2 separate regions of the Mus musculus genome follow, and region 2 is linked to region 1. The links are chromatin loops, found by intact Hi-C in ENCODE. Cell type or tissue: left cerebral cortex. All regions are shown on one strand.

Region 1 (8,000 bases):
GGACTAAGGCTGGATCCTGCCAAAAAGGAGACCTTGGGATGGCTTAAGGGCGGAGACTAGATGCTACCCACTCCGGGCATTCAAAACCACAGGAAACACAAGAGAGCATCATAAGGAGACAGATGGAGAAACAATGAAGGGGGCGGGTGTGGGGATGTGTGGCCAGGACAGGATGTCTTCCTGTGTGGTGCTCCATCCTCTGGGGCCCCAGTTCCAATGCTCAAAGCTATTTACCCTCCTCTCCCGGTTTCTGCTCTGCCAGGGCTCTGTCAATTTGCAAAGCACATCTGGCTATCTCTCAGTAGCTCAGCATGTGTCTTCAATGGGGTTCTATTTGGGGCTCCCTCGGGAGTTTCTACAGAGGAGCCCCCAGGGAGAAGGGGGGCACTGGAGTATAAGGTAGTAGTAGAGTTTTCCTGAGGGAGCCCACCCAGCCACCTTCATTCCTACCTCAGTCAAATGGCACTTAGCACCTAGCCACTCTGGAAACATCTTTCCAGGTATGTCTGGGGTGTCAGGAAAGCCAATCTGAAAGGAAAGATAAAATGTTCACATACCCAAGCCTGTGTTTACTTCACCCAGCTTATCAACAGTAATCGTCTTTGCGCCTGGACGTTAAGGCGGGTGGAACTAAGAAAGTCCCCTTCTTGGGCTCAGTGAAACCAACACCCGGTCCTGTGAGCCTCACAAATACCCAGAGAGAACACATGTCTTCATGATTGAGTCCTCTCAGTCTCCACTCCCCAACTAGGAAAGAGAGCAAAGAAGCTTCCAGCTCTAGGACAACCTGTCTCTCCCACAGGACATAAACACATTTTTGTCCCACGGAGAGGGACAGGACTTAGCATGGTATGGTGGTGTGTTACCTGCATGCTTTGGAGTTGGAGGGTGGGGGTAGGGATGACAAAGTTGAAGTTGGCTATGTAGTAAGCTCCAGGCCAGCCTGGGACACATATATAAGACCCTGTCTAAAAAAAGAAGGGGCAGGGCAAGGAGGAAGAGAAGGAGGAAGAAGGGTCAGGGAGGAGGAAGGAGAGGGGCCGTAAGGGGAAAGAAGGAAAAGGAAGAGGTCCCTGTGACATTCCAGCATCATTCTGTAATGTCAAGGTTCCCAGGTGACCACTAGTGGCCAGTGCCCAGGCAGTCTGGTTAAAATGTCACTCTGTAAATCTGGAGGTGCTCCTGACTTAAGAGTGACCCCGTGACCTTACACTTAGCCTTACCCTTAGGACAGAAGGTAGATCCCTGGAGCTCTGGCCATGGGACTGGGGACTACTGACTTTGACTGATCTTCTTGGGGTCTTCCTCCTGCCAGCCTGAACCCAAGGCAGATCCTAAAAGCAGCTGAAGGGTCTCTCAGCTTGGCCCAGGCTAAGCTCAGGGTACAAAGAAATGGGGGAGCTGGCTGCAGGCTCCATTTCTCAGTTCCGTTGAGATGGGAGTCTCCAGAAAGCAGGTTCCTCTTACCTATGGCAATTTGCTTTCAGGATTGGGGATTGGGATCATATGGTAAAGGTGTGCCCTCCCTTTCCACAGGAGACCATAGAGACCTTTAAGGCTATTCGGAAAAACTCACCCTACTATCGTGGACCTGGAAGAGGGAAAAAGCAGGTTAGACACCCATCGGGTTGGGAAAACAAAGCTGTTGTCATAGGGTCCACCCTCCCTTAGGAGACCCGCACACAACTCTTCTCAGGAACGTGGCCCTTTGGAGGAACCCCTTTCCTGGGACTAACCACCTTTGCTCAGAAAGATTCCTAGGAGCCAGGAGAGCAAACAGCAGAAACAGCTGCCCAAAGACTGCTGCAACCCAGTGAGCCCTGGGGCTGAAGTGAGCCTGGAGCTCCGCCCCGCAGAGCAGAGCCTGCTTCTCGGGAGGTGCCTCCATATTAAGTGCTCACTTTATTTTTTATTTTTAAATTAACCCTGCAAAATACCTCTAGTTAAAAGGAGGGCAGTCTTGAGTTAAGACATTCGGCCCAGGAAATTTACCTCCACAGGGTGCTTGTTCTAAGGGACTAGGGGAAGGAATTCATCCCAGGTACCACCTCTAAAGGCATATTTTTTAGGCTGATGGTTTTCTCTTGGGATTGCTGTCTCTTGAGAGGGAGAAAAGTTCCCTCCCTCCTCTCCACTCCCATTTTAAGGCTCAGACAGTTTAGAGTCTCTGGTCCTCATACTCCCTGAAGGTGGGAGGTCCTTCTGGGTTGCAGCCACTGGTGTCTTGACTGATAGCTGCAGGGAGGGGGGGGGATTTTAGGGTCTCCGGGTTTTGTGTCATTTTGAGTAACATAGGTCCCCATTTGGAGAGAAATGGGCTCATGTGTATGTGTAGAGGCTGGGAGGTCTGGCCGCTAAGCTCACACAAGCAAACAGCCCAAAGGCCGCACTTATTAAGATACTTACTGCATACCTTCGAATCTGCAGCTTTGCTCCCGCCCCCAGCCCAAGCCCCCCGCTGTGCCCTTGCTGTTGCTACCAAGCCCAGCGCCTGCCCAGGCTTACCTGGCGCTCCCTTCCCAAAGGAAACTGTGGCTGGAAAAGCAAAAAACAAACATTGCATGCCTCAGCGAAAAATGGAAATCACGGAAGAGCGGCTGGGAGCCCTGTGCACGGGGACCTCGTGTCCAGCTTGAAGCATAAATCCTGTGAGATTGCTTCACGTGGACCGAGTCAGGGAACTGTATGACAAAATGAGGTAGCCCTTTCATGGATCACACTGTTGAATGTAACCCGGGGTTGGTGTCTTACTGCGGGGTACAACTGTCAGCACGCACCACACCAAACTAATATTTCTTAGAAGTTGGGACCGTGTTGGAAATGGCTTTAGACGAGGTCCCCACTTTGCTAAGGATTTTTGGAGCAGGGAGGGTTGTTTTTTTTTTCCCTTAATTCTTCATGTGGAGAAAATGCAAGTGACTGAGCCTTCACACCCTCCCTCCTGCCCACCAAGAGCTGGATTCTCTCTAGGTCTAGCAGTACTCCTGAGCCCTCTCAACACACACACACACACACACACACACACACACACACCACACCTACCCCTGTCCCCATTTGGACTGCTAGGATCTACAGGCCTCTACCAGGAAAATTGGGCCCTGCATTGCTGGAGGGAGAAAAGGTGGGAGGAATCCTAGATGAGGACTTCCCAAGGTCATCTCTTGGGATCCTCTAGTGCCTCTGTGTTGGGAAGCCCCTTTCATCTTAGCCTTCAGTCTTTCCAGCCCTCATACCCAGGAGGCTGCAGACCCCAGATCATCCATCCACCTCTAGGCAGGAGGGTACAGCTAACACTGAGCAGCAAGACTCACATTCCCAGTCCGTAATCGAAACACAGTCTGGACTCGGGATGCTTACCCCCTCCCTACCTCAAGCCTGAAGAATAATGCAAGACTTCCAGAATCAAGTCAGGAAGGAGAGTCCTGGGTGACTGAGTCAAGTCACAGCGGACTAATCCCCTGAAGGGCTGCTTGGGAGTGGACTTTACCTGTTCTGGAAGAAATGCCAGCCCAGCCACTCTTAAACTGATGGTACCTAAAGGACAGACTTGGCCTGATCTTGGCACACCTGATAACTCTTGGCACCTGGGGAACGAGCAGAGTATTCCCCCTTCCTCTCGTTCTCCAGGTTGTTTGTGAATGAGAACAGTGAGCATCTACAGTGCTTTTCCCACCCCAATTCCCTGTAGACAAGCACTTCCCAGGTCCCCCCTAACACAGTGGTATCGGCACAGGAAAGAATAAAAATAGGAATTCCTGTAGAGATAAGTCTCATCTTGGAAACAGAACTGACCGCAAGCAACACGCTACTGCCACCTCCCCCACCCGGGCCCCTGCTGGTCCACCTCAAGGAAAGTTTTCCAGCAGTTTCTCAAAGTTCCAGACCAGTTTCTGGGCTTTTGGCGCCCCCTCTGGATGTTGCTGAAAATTGCAGTGTAATTTTCATGTCAACTGTTTTTTAAAAATAGTTTCTCCCCGAAAAGATCAAGAATATAAACACACTTTCGTGGAGGCGTAGAAATATGTAAGAAGTTTCACGATTTAAAATGTCGCAGCACATTATATCTCTCCATATTTTGTATTAAGGGTATATTTATAAATGGATGTATTCATGAACAAATACTTAATAAAATATTTCAAAATGCCCTAAGGCCACTGTCGTTTTCGTTGCCTTTGTGCCAGAATACGTGATAATTACAACAAATTACAACTGGCTGTTTTAATACATCTGACAGTGGCCCCTGGTCTCTTCAAATACCTCCATCCCAGAACATAGAAGTGCGTCTACACGAACAAAACCTGGTCCCCTACTCTGGAAAAAAAAAAAAAGATATATTTTCCTACACGTTGTGAGAATAATCGGAGCTACGAATATATGGCTATTGTTTGTAAATCTCTTAAACTCGTAAACAGGCTACAGGGTAGTAGAGACATGCAATGCTAGGAACATTCGTTTGAAAAGAAACTTCGACTGAACAGAGTTGTAGCTTGCTGCTATCACGAGTTCCTTTCCCCAAATAACAAATGCCCACTTCGGAAGAAAACGAGAGGAAAACGAGCTTTTCAAAAGCATCCCAAAGAAAAGATTCGTTTATGTCTAAGTGTCCACACTTAGCAAATTAGAGGGGAGGAACCTGTCTTTGATATGATACAGGCCGATTCGCTTTATCAATAATTTAGTAAGTTCAAAGCGAAGCTTTGCAAGAATCAGAAAGGGGATGTTTAAATGAAATTGTTTATCTTTTTTTTTTTTTTACACCGTTGTGAGTTTGTTTGTGGTTCCGAGGGCATGTCGCCCGGTGGCAACTAAGATTTTTATTCGTTCCAGAAAAGATAATTCCTCCCTTAGCCAACCTTGCTCTAAGAGTTTGAGTAAACACGCAGCTTCGGCTCCAAGCACTCTTAAAGTGCAACGGACACCTAAGTGGCCTCCCCCAGAACGCCCACCTGTGTGCAGGTCTAAGAGGACGCAACTAAAGTCCAGACGCCTAGAGCTTCGCCCTCTTAGGTATCTGGTAAAAGGAAGGCCCAAGCAAGGGAGCCACAGGGCTCCGCCAAAGTGGCCCGTTTTGTCTGGAGTCTCCAGTCCAAGTCAAGGGCCTTCTCGGCCTCACCGCCCGGCCCTGCCACCTTTGCAAACTTCGCCCTCAACCCCGGAGTAGTTTTGCAAACTCCAGTGGCGAGCCTGACGGTGTTTGTGACTCAGTCAGGAGGCAAGAAGCAGAACTCTAAAGTAATAATCCTGACTACGAGGGGCGTCAGAGTACTGGAGGGGCCGGGAAAGGACTTGTCAGTTCAAGGTCGGCGTGGCCCACGGGACCGGCCGCAAGAGCCGGGGACTGCGCGGTCCCTGCCGCCAGCCTTTGCCTGGTGCTCGGCTTTGGTTTTCATTGATTCCCCACTGCGGGAGCGCAGCAGAAGCTCCAGTCACCACACCAGCTTCGTTGAACCAGAGCGCGTTAATCTATTTATATGGATTATTACAGAGAACAGCGGGCGTTGAGTCACCCAAACATTTGCTTCCAAAAGACCATTTCTAAGCACTTTTTTTGGAAGCCGGCAGACTCCAGGCGCAGAAGCCCAGCTCCGCTTTGACGAGCAGCTGTTGCAATTTCCATTGCTGTAAACGCCAGCGAAGTCCCGGGTACCACGGAGACAGCATCGAAAAGTGGGGGTGGGGGGTTGTGGAGGGTCCTAGTCTAGACACGCTCGCGTGCACGCGCACACACACACACACACACACACATACACACACACACACACACACACACACACACACACACATCGGTTCACACGGAGACCGTTCCAAAACTGTGACATTCCGAGAGTAGAGAGCAAACTTACACACTCGGACGTCCCGGGTCCCCCGCTTGCCCCGCGCCCCCCTCCAAGTCCCCTCACCCCACCATCCACCCTCTGGCTGAGCTCCCCTCCCTTCTCCTCCCCTCCTGTCTCGTCACCCAACCCGGAGCCACAATCCTCCCCAGCCCCCCTTCCAAAATCCGGTCCAATCAGCGACTTGCCAACACTGATGACTCAAGAGCTAGCCGTGATTGGCCCGAGGTATCTAACGTGAAGGAGGAGTATTTATTAGAGACCCTGAGCTGGAAGTCGGAGAGCCGAGAGCGCTGCTCGGAACTGCCTGGAAACTTCTGTGGGAGCGACAACTTTACCAGTTTCAGTCCAGGAACTTTTCTTTGCAAGAGAGACGAGGTGCAAGTGGCCCCGGTTTCGTTCTCTGTTTTCCCTCCCTCCTCCTCCGCTCCGACTCGCCTTCCCCGGGTTTAGAGCCGGCAGCTGAGACCCGCCACCCAGCGCCTCTGCTAAGTGCCCGCCGCCGCAGCCCGGTGACGCGCCAACCTCCCCGGGAGCCGTTCGCTCGGCGTCCGCGTCCGGGCAGCTGAGGGAAGAGGAGCCCCAGCCGCCGCGGCTTCTCGCCTTTCCCGGCCACCCGCCCCCTGCCCCGGGCTCGCGTATGAATCTCCTGGACCCCTTCATGAAGATGACCGACGAGCAGGAGAAGGGCCTGTCTGGCGCCCCCAGCCCCACCATGTCGGAGGACTCGGCTGGTTCGCCCTGTCCCTCGGGCTCCGGCTCGGACACGGAGAACACCCGGCCCCAGGAGAACACCTTCCCCAAGGGCGAGCCGGATCTGAAGAAGGAGAGCGAGGAAGATAAGTTCCCCGTGTGCATCCGCGAGGCGGTCAGCCAGGTGCTGAAGGGCTACGACTGGACGCTGGTGCCCATGCCCGTGCGCGTCAACGGCTCCAGCAAGAACAAGCCACACGTCAAGCGACCCATGAACGCCTTCATGGTGTGGGCGCAGGCTGCGCGCAGGAAGCTGGCAGACCAGTACCCGCATCTGCACAACGCGGAGCTCAGCAAGACTCTGGGCAAGCTCTGGAGGTGAGCGCGCGGGCCGCCAGGGAGGGCTCGGTGGCTAGGGGGGACGCGGGCTGCACTCACCGACCCCGCCCCGCCTCCCTGAGCCGCGGAGTTGTGCATCCTGGGGTCTTTGGTCCAGGATGCAGGGCGGCCGGGGGCGGGGGGAGGGAGTGGCTCAGATTTTGAGAAAGTTCTTGGGATTGCTCTTGGTTATGGCGGGGGGGGGGGGAATGGGGGCGTGAATATGACTGCTTTTAGGAAGGTAGAAAGGAGTGAGGGGGTGTGCCAGCCTGGTCCCTCTGGAAAGGAACAATTAGAGGAAGCAAGCCCACCTTCCTTAGGCCAACTGCGCTCATTCCTGGGGAGATGGAGTGAAGGGAAAGTGTAACTGAGACTAGAGGAGACCCAGGCAAGAATTGGGCAAAGCTACTGAGAACCGGCAGGGGCATGGATCAACAGAGCGAGCTTCTTGCAATTTAAATGGGTTTTCGGAAAGTTTTTACTGCGTGTTGGGAGGGGTGGACCGCTCCGGTAGCAAAGGCGTTTAGAGCAGCCTCAGCAGGGAGCTATTTCCATCTTCAGGGTTTCCAAAATAGGAGGCCAGGGGAGGGGGCGGGGCGAAGAGTGACCGCTCAGGTCGACTCTGAGCACTTTTTTAAAAAGAAAAAGAAAGGAAAAAAAAAGTTCTGAGTCTCAGAGAGGGATGGAAAGCAGACTGGAGGGAGGGGGTAGTGCGCGAAGGAGGGGTGGGGACCTGACAGCTCCCGGGGTTTCATTGACCCCCTCCCTCTTTTCTTCTGCCCCCCCCCCCCAGGCTGCTGAACGAGAGCGAGAAGAGACCCTTCGTGGAGGAGGCGGAGCGGCTGCGCGTGCAGCACAAGAAAGACCACCCCGATTACAAGTACCAGCCCCGGCGGAGGAAGTCGGTGAAGAACGGACAAGCGGAGGCCGAAGAGGCCACGGAACAGACTCACATCTCTCCTAATGCTATCTTCAAGGCGCTGCAAGCCGACTCCCCACATTCCTCCTCCGGCATGAGTGAGGTGCACTCCCCGGGCGAGCACTCTGGTGAGCAAGGCGCGAGTGGTCCCCTAGGGGGTCCTCCTGGCACACTCT
Region 2 (8,000 bases), 870 kb before region 1:
GGTCAAAGGTTCAAAGGAACAGTCATTTTTTCTTTAAACTTTTAATTATATACTTTATTTTTTTCACCATTATTTTTTTAATTAGGTATTTTCTTCATTTACATTTCCAATGCTACCCCAAAAGTCCCCGAAACCCTCCCCCCCCCGGTCCCCTACTCCCCCACTCCCACTTTTTGGCCCTGGCATTCCCCTGTACTGAGGCATATAAAGTTTGCAAGACCAATCGGCCTCTCTTTCCAATGATGGCCGACTAAGCCATCTTCAGATACATATACAGCTAGAGTCACGAGCTCTGGGGGGTACTGGTGAGTTCATATTGTTGGAGCTAAAGGGGTCTGCAACCCTATAGGTGGAACAGCCATTTTTAATGAGAGATGCAGAAGAAGCACCTCATTGATTCCCAATATAATTTGCTCCTTTATTTATTTAACCATTATTTGATATTAGCTAGCCTCTCACTTGGCATATAAGCTGCTACCCAGCTGTGGGGTCACGTCAGAAATAGAAGATAGGAAAGAGTTTCAGAAAAGAGTAGGACACCTATGAATAAGAGATTCCTTCGTAGAAGAGTTGGCATCTTTCCAACAAAAGCTCATCAGAGCTCTGCTATTGGTCAGATGTGGCTTTCTTGAATTTCCTACTTAACTGGTTAAAAGCATAGTGGACTACATTTACAGTGATTCTTTTATCTTTTCTTCACATATAGAGAGGCATGTCTTACACTCTTTGCAAGAAAATAATCAATTGAGTAAGAAATTGATTTTTTTCTTTTGCTTCATTGAGTTAGAGTCTTATTAAATAAGCCCCACCTGGGTTTGAATTCTCAATCCTCCTGACCCAGCATCCTGAGTGCTGGGACTATAGGAAAGTGTTACCCTGATGCATGGCAAGTGATTTGGTTTGTGCAAAGACAAATTTTTATTAGTTTCTGTCAGTTTCCGTCTTTTCACTTTTGGATCCTATTCAATTCTTCTGAAGGAAAGAGCCAAAATTTCACCGTTAGATAGTGGTCTACATATGATTTCCCATAAAGAATGAATTATGCTTTAGGAGCAGAATCAAGGATATACTATATCAGAGATCTCTAGATGGGAAGTGAAGCATTCCAAGGACATTTTAGTTTTTGCATGCGCTGCATGGCTGTTTTGTGACGATTATAAAGACAAAATATATAAACAACAGTGTAATCGATCCGCGTAGTGAATGTTCTCATATGGGAGTCAAATATACAGAAATGGCTTGAAATTTTTTACACTAACAGTCAAAGCGAGTAATGTTTTATGAATTTCCTCAGGAGGATAGAGTGTTAGTGGGTCAGATAAAAGCTTACAAAAACAAAGCTGGGCAGACACCACTGAGAAAGTCTCAGACAATATATTGCACTTAGTTCAATTCCACACATTTTTCCTAGTCATCCACAGTATCTGGAAGTGCATCCAAGGAAGCTTGGCTTTTAATACCCTCCATGATACAATTTTGATACACACCCACCCTGGAATTCTACAATTTAAATGAGCATTCTTACTTCCTGAAATGAAGAGAGAGGATCAGGACATAGAGCTTAGGTGTTGCTATGGAAACGTGTTTTAGTTCATTTAAAAAAATATTTTGCATTATACTTATTTGTTTATCCTGTCCTTGAGGTGTGCATGTGCTGTGGCACATGTGTGGGGGTCAAAGGACAACTGGCAAGAAATCAACTCTCGCCTTTCTCCATGTGTGTTTGGGGGATTAAATTCAGGTCATTGGGCTTGGTGACAAGGACCTTTGCAGGCTGAACCATCTTTCCAGTTCCCATTCACTTCTTTATCAATAAATATTGATTGCACAGCTGTGTGCTCACAACGATGACTAAAAGAGACAAAGATTTTCAGTTCAGAAAACTGAATATGTTAAAGAGTTTAAAAGAAGCCCACAATGATAGGGAGGGACTATGCAATAGACTGTTTTTCTTTCTTTTTTTTTAATTGTTCTATAATTTATAATATTGAATACTGGGAATGGTGCCCCTAACTTAGTAGAAGAGGTAAGAAAACAAATGGTGCCGGGCAGTGGTGGCACATGCCTTTAATCTTAGCACTTGGGAAGCAGAGGCAGGCAGATTTCTGAGTTCGAAGTCAGCTGGTCTACAGAGTGAGTTCCAGGACAGCCAGGGCTACACAGAGAAACCCTGTCTCGAAAAACCAAAAAAAAAAAAAAAAAAAAAAAAGAAAGAAAGAAATGGATGGACAGATGGATGGATGGATGGATGAGTGGTTAGATAAATAGATGATTGATGATAGACAGACAGATCGATAAATGGATAGGTGGACAGACAGACAGACAGACACAGATATACATACACAGAGATACAGATAGAGACAGAGATGGGGAGGTGACAGACACTGTTGAGAGTGGAATTAGGAAGCCATGCATCTGGAAACCAAGGAAGAATTTTAAGGATGAAGTTGAGGTTGCCAAAGGTCAAGGGCCATAAAGATTGGAGAGTGCCAAGTGCATAAATCATACCCATACTACTTTTAAGGACCCAGGAATGAAAGGTGGGGCATTAAACGGGGTTGGCTGGATGTAGGAAGATAAAATCAAGGGTCAGTGCACATAAACCACATATAGAGAAGAAGAAAAAAAATGTCAAAAATAGCTCAAACACAAATGAGGTTAATGTTAAGGAGATATATTTTGAGGACATGAACATTATTGAAAATAAGGATGAAAAATGCCCAAAGAAAAGTCATTTAAAATTGTTAGGAAAAAGGTTGAAAATTCTATAACGAGGTGGAAATAGCTCCGTGGAGTTTTAATAAGTAGAAAGAACAAATTGCCCTTCAGACAATTCCGTTCTTCAATGACAGACAATCTAAATCTGTTTATTGAAATCATGCCTTTGGCTATGTTTGCTTGGATTTAATTGTTTTAGGTGGTGAATACAAAATGGGGGCTTGTATAAGCACCTCCGGGTGCTGGAATAATAGGGTAGAACTCTCCAGTCGGTATAAACATGATATCTGTGTTTCTTGAAAGGTGACCATCCAACCCCCTCAGTATTTTTTTCCACCAGGTGGCAATGCCCACTTACAATTGAGACGTAGAAAGCTCAACCAGATGAAAATGGTAAGCACTCTGCATTTCTGAAAGAAGCCCTGACAACTGTTTTAGTATAGGATGCTGACATTGTCATCAGAGTGGCAATGAAAAATTCATGGCAGATTCCTACACTTCTTAGTCTACAGGACACACAGAGAGACCAAAGGGATAGCGCTGGACACTTCATACTAAAATCACATCACCTGACGGTGTGAATGCAAAATGGATTTTTCTAGAAAGAAGAGCCAAGGTTTTATTTATTTGTTTGTAAAGGGAATGCTGGGGGGCATCAGACAAACAAGAGGAAAGGAGGAGAAAGGGACTAGGGAAGAACAAAAAATTAGAAATGAAGAGAACATATTCATAAATCCATACTCAGTCACATTTGTTGAATACAATAAAAAGACACCCTATTAATATGCAATCTAGTGTAACCCAGACCTCAAAGCTGCATGAAACAACAAATGCAGCATTTGCTTTTCTAAAGACATACTTTATTATTTTAAAAGTATGTGTTTGTGTGTGAGAGTGGAGTGGATATGTGAGCTTGAGGGTAGCTACCCATGGAGTCCAGCAGGAGGCTTCAGGTCCTCTGTATCTGGAGTTTTTGGTGGCTCTGAGCTATCCAACATGGGTTCTGCGAATCAGACTAAGGCCATCTGCAAGAGCACTGACCACTCTTAACTGCTAAGCCATCTTCCCATCTCCTTTCATGACTTGATCGTTACATTTGTCTGCTTGTTTGTTCATCTGCAGTACTGAGTATGAAACCTAGGAGCTTGCTCATGTGAATCAACTACTTTCTCACTAAGATCCATTCCCAGCAACCTATTAATTTCTTTCTAAGGCCATGCGTACTTCCTCTCCTTCTCCTTCTCCTGGCATGGCAGATCTCCTTCTTCCTCATTCCTCTGTCCCAAGCTTAGGATTCCTAAAAACCTCCCCTCTGTCTGCCTTGCACATCCATTGGCTTCCAGCATCTTTATTGACCAAGCAGAACCAATTGGAGGCAGGGTCTTACTTGCAGACACTCATGTAAGCAGTTTTGGGGACCAAAATTCACATTCCAATACAAGCAGCATTAGGCCAAGCACACACAAAGATGCTCTTACCAACCTCTTGGTCTGATTTTGATCCTTGGGATTTAAATCATGTGAGGAGAGAAGCAACTCTAGCAAGCTTTCCCCTGACCTCCACACATGAGCCATGACAGATACCATGCATGTATACACATACTCACACATGACAATTTTCTAACAAATAATAAAGGTTTTAGAACCAAAACATGGAGCTTGGTCTTAGTTCTGATACTTAATAGTCATTGATGTTGAATAAAAATTTAAGGCTTGAGGTAGGCATTACATTTAAAATATTTTTGGGGGGCGTAAGAGTTGGGCAAGTGGTTAAGCACACTTGTTGCTCTTGCAGAAGCCCCAGGTTCTATTCTCAGCAGTCACACAGTGACTCACAACTGTCTGTAAGTTTAGTTCCAGGGACTCTTCTGCACTCAGTAGACAACAGGCATATAAGTTGATCATGCACACATATAATGCCAAAGCATTCATACCTATAAAATGAAATAAATAAATCTAAACAAAACAAAACATCTAATCCCCTTCTCTCAACAAAGCTACTCCTTGTTATCCCTCTTGCTGAGATGCAAGGAGAAATGAAGATTATATTCTCTGCTCCCACTAGCCTCAAATACCCTAAGGGAAACCAGTTATCATTCACAGACTAATGATTGAGAACTGCACTGCTTTAATTCTGGTAAGCTTTGCTTACTGTCTCTAAATAATGCTCTCTCTCTCTCTCTCCCTCTTGCTTTCCCCCCACCCCTTGATAGAATCAAGTTCTTAGTGATGGCATGTAGCAGCTACTGAAAATTTAACACATTTGTATCTGTCTAGATTTAATAGTTTTCACAGTCTGTTCCCAAGAACCTAGCCACCAATTGTGTAAAATCCAACCAAATCACAATGGGTAGGTACACAGTCTGAGGGGAGTGTGATAGTCAGCCTGAATGCTTTTGAACATGGATAGCCCAAATGTCTTAATCTGACTTACAGAAGAGCAGAAATTGATTTCTTGATGGTCCTCTCCCTGGTACTAGTTTTTAACTAATCCAGTGCTTGGCTGCCAGGAAGGGTATTTGGCAAACACCTATAGGAGAAGTGTCTAAAACATAAAGTGTGAATCACTGGAAATGGGAGTTCTGTCAAACTAAGGGAATTAAGTTCATTAAAGGTGTGGTAGCTTACTTTACTGTGCCAGCTTGTAATGATCAGGCCTGGCACCAACCCTCAGCGAGTACAAACCCACCCAAACTTGGCAGAGTAAATGACCCTAACCAACCCACCCTCTTGGCTTTCTCTTCAGGTTAAATGGGCTTAAATTAGTAGAAATTGGGTTTGGATTTGGGGCTGTTCTAGTCTGAGGACAAAGAGCAAAGCTGTCTTTGCTCATGGGTAGTGTGAAGTATATCTCCAGCTGACATATATTTACCTTGGAGTCTTTGAGCTCTAAATCAGAAATGAGAATTTATGTTCAAACTCTGACAATACCTGTTTTCCAAATTGTGTATATTTCTCTACATCTCCATAAAAAGTAAACATGTATTCTGTTGGAAAGGATCTTAATGTTAAATAAGAATGATTCTAGATTGCATATGCACAAGTAGAGCATTGTTTGAATGATAGCCAAGAAGAGGTAAGTGTAAGGGGGAGGGCAAACAAAGGAAGGAGCTAAGAAAATTCATTGAGCCTCTCTGAACAGTAATGTCAGCTTTTTGGTTGTTATCGTTGGTTTTTTTTTTTTCTTTTAGTTTTAGTTTCTTGTTTTGCTTTGTTTTGTTTTGCTCTTGAGGCTTATTTGTGTAGCCCTGGCATCTTGAAACTTACTCTATAGACCAGGCTGGCCTCAAACACAAAGATCCATCTGTAATAAGAAAACGTAGTGTAACTCAATGACTATCTGTTTTTTGTTTGCTTGTTTTGTTTGTTTTGTTTTATTTTGTTTTCTATATTTCCCAAGAGAGGAGCTGAAGTTTTACTGAAAAAAGTTATAATGGTCTTAGGCAAATATCACCTTCTTTCCTTAGTGATTTTTTTTCTGTACTGTTAAATTTGGATAATAAAAAGAGAATTTTGGATGGCAGCATTTATGGAGTGTGGAGTTTTATATGTGTATTATTGATTTAATATTGCTGTCTATTGACCAGAAATGGGTAAATGGAAATATGTGGTAGGCTCCCAAATCAGCCATCATTATAGTTATAGTAGTAGTTCCAAGTTTTTATTCACTTTTTTACATGTTTGCTCATGTTTGGGATTATACAGTGTGTGAGGGTCACTTGTGTTCTCTAATGGGGATTAGAGAACAGTGTTGGTTGTCACTTCTTAGCGACCTTCCAACTGGATTTTTTATTGGCCCTGGAGCCTTCCCAAGTAGACTAAATTAGTGGCCAGAAAATTCAAGGCACAAACTTATCTCTCTGTTCTGTTTCACTACAGCCAGGACTAGAAGTGCTTGCCACTGGGTTTAGCTTTTTATAAAGGCTCTAAGGATCCAAATGTGCATCCTCAAAATTTCACAGCAAGTGCCAAGGAAAAGGAGCTTAGGAAGGGACTATCACAATTTGTTATAAGATGAAAAACTGGTTTATTTCTCTTTCTTATCCTATCTGCTTGCTTGCTTATTTGATTTTATCATATTTTTACTTTTGATTATGGTACCAAAAGTCATGGGTGTTGTGGGGAATGTTTTAATAACACTGAAATCCTAAATAATGGTCCTTCAGAATTATTCAACCTCATTAAATGATAAAGAGTAAAATGATAGTTTTAAATAATCCAATTAATTAATTAATTAATTAATTAATTAATTAATGATTTGCTATACATCAAAAATGTGAGAATTGCCAGATAGTGGGCACACAGAAATGATTATAAAGAAGGTCGATGCCAACACAGGCTTTATATGCTTATGTTAATAGAATTTTAGTTGGGATTTTCTTTCACCTGAACAGACATTTATCATAGTGATGATAAAACAAAGAGCCAGAGCAATTCCCACCTAGGAGACTATAGAGGAAGATAGAAAAGAGAGAGAGAGAGAGAGAGAGAGAGAGAGAGAGAGAAAGAGGGAGAGAGAGAGAGAGGAATATGAGATGTGGTTAAGTATTGAAAACTCATGAAGTACACCAATTCATAGGAAATCAGCTTATATTTTATCAGCAAGCAGTACTGCTCAGGGCCATTGACTGTAGACTACAGGTTTTGGTTCCACCCAATGATTCAAAATGACATTATTCCACTCAAAAAGAAAAGAGAAAAACAGAGCAAAGAGTAGATGTGGAGAAATGGCATGAGCAAGCCGGCTAATGAAAGCTCAAACATACTTGGGGAGAAGAAAAGAAAAGAGCTTTGCTTTTCCCCCATATTTTTGAGAGTATAATAGAATTGCATTCTCTCTTCCTTATCTCCCTCCTACCCTCTCATCTACCCCTCCTTGGTCTAGCTACCCTAGGCTCTCTTTTAAATTCATGGCCCCTTTATTAATTGTTATTACATACATTTTTGTATGTGTAAATGTATATATTCCTATATTATCTGCTCAGTCTATGTAATGTTACTTATATGTATGTGTTTCCAGGGCTGACTGCTTGGTATTGTATAAATACTTGGTGTGCTTTCCTGGGGAAGACTGTTTCTCCCATTCCCAGCATTTCTCAATTGCGTGAGGTTATAGGGGTGGGGTTTTCCTGATCCATTTTGACTTGACTTTGGTGTTATCCTCAAAGGAAGAGCTTACATTTAGATACACTTATGTCTATAATCCTAGGACACAGGAGGTGGAGGCAGGAAGATCAGAATCGTTCTCAGCTGTAGATAGAGTTTGAAGATCTAGGTTATATG

What was found. A loop is a pair of places that touch in the nucleus more often than their neighbours do. Peaks named below come from ENCODE experiments on the same cell type or tissue, not always from the same donor. Only the 100,000 strongest peaks of a DNase experiment are listed, where the experiment ranks them.
Region 2: a loop joins it to region 1, with 4 times the contacts of the local background. A loop is called at or near these places in 6 of 42 quality-filtered maps.

Annotation. Positions count from the first base shown.
Region 1 is chr11:112,776,111-112,784,110 of GRCm38, forward strand. Sox9 (SRY (sex determining region Y)-box 9) reads left to right here and starts at 6,100. Exons shown (of 3, transcript NM_011448.4): 1 at 6,100-6,905; 2 at 7,699-7,952. The coding sequence starts at 6,475. RefSeq lists an enhancer at 4,141-4,929, a cis regulatory region at 5,706-5,720 and a promoter at 5,922-6,429. In left cerebral cortex, a CTCF peak has its summit at 3,911; DNase peaks (open chromatin) are centred at 3,826, 4,624, 5,038, 5,512 and 4 more places; H3K4me3 peaks cover 3,127 bases; H3K27ac peaks cover 2,249 bases.
Region 2 is chr11:111,901,222-111,909,221 of GRCm38, forward strand. No RefSeq gene overlaps it. Among named protein-coding and RNA genes, the nearest start is that of Gm30337, 100 kb to the left of the region's middle. In left cerebral cortex, CTCF peaks have their summits at 3,068 (motif pointing right), 3,654 and 3,853; a DNase peak (open chromatin) is centred at 3,074.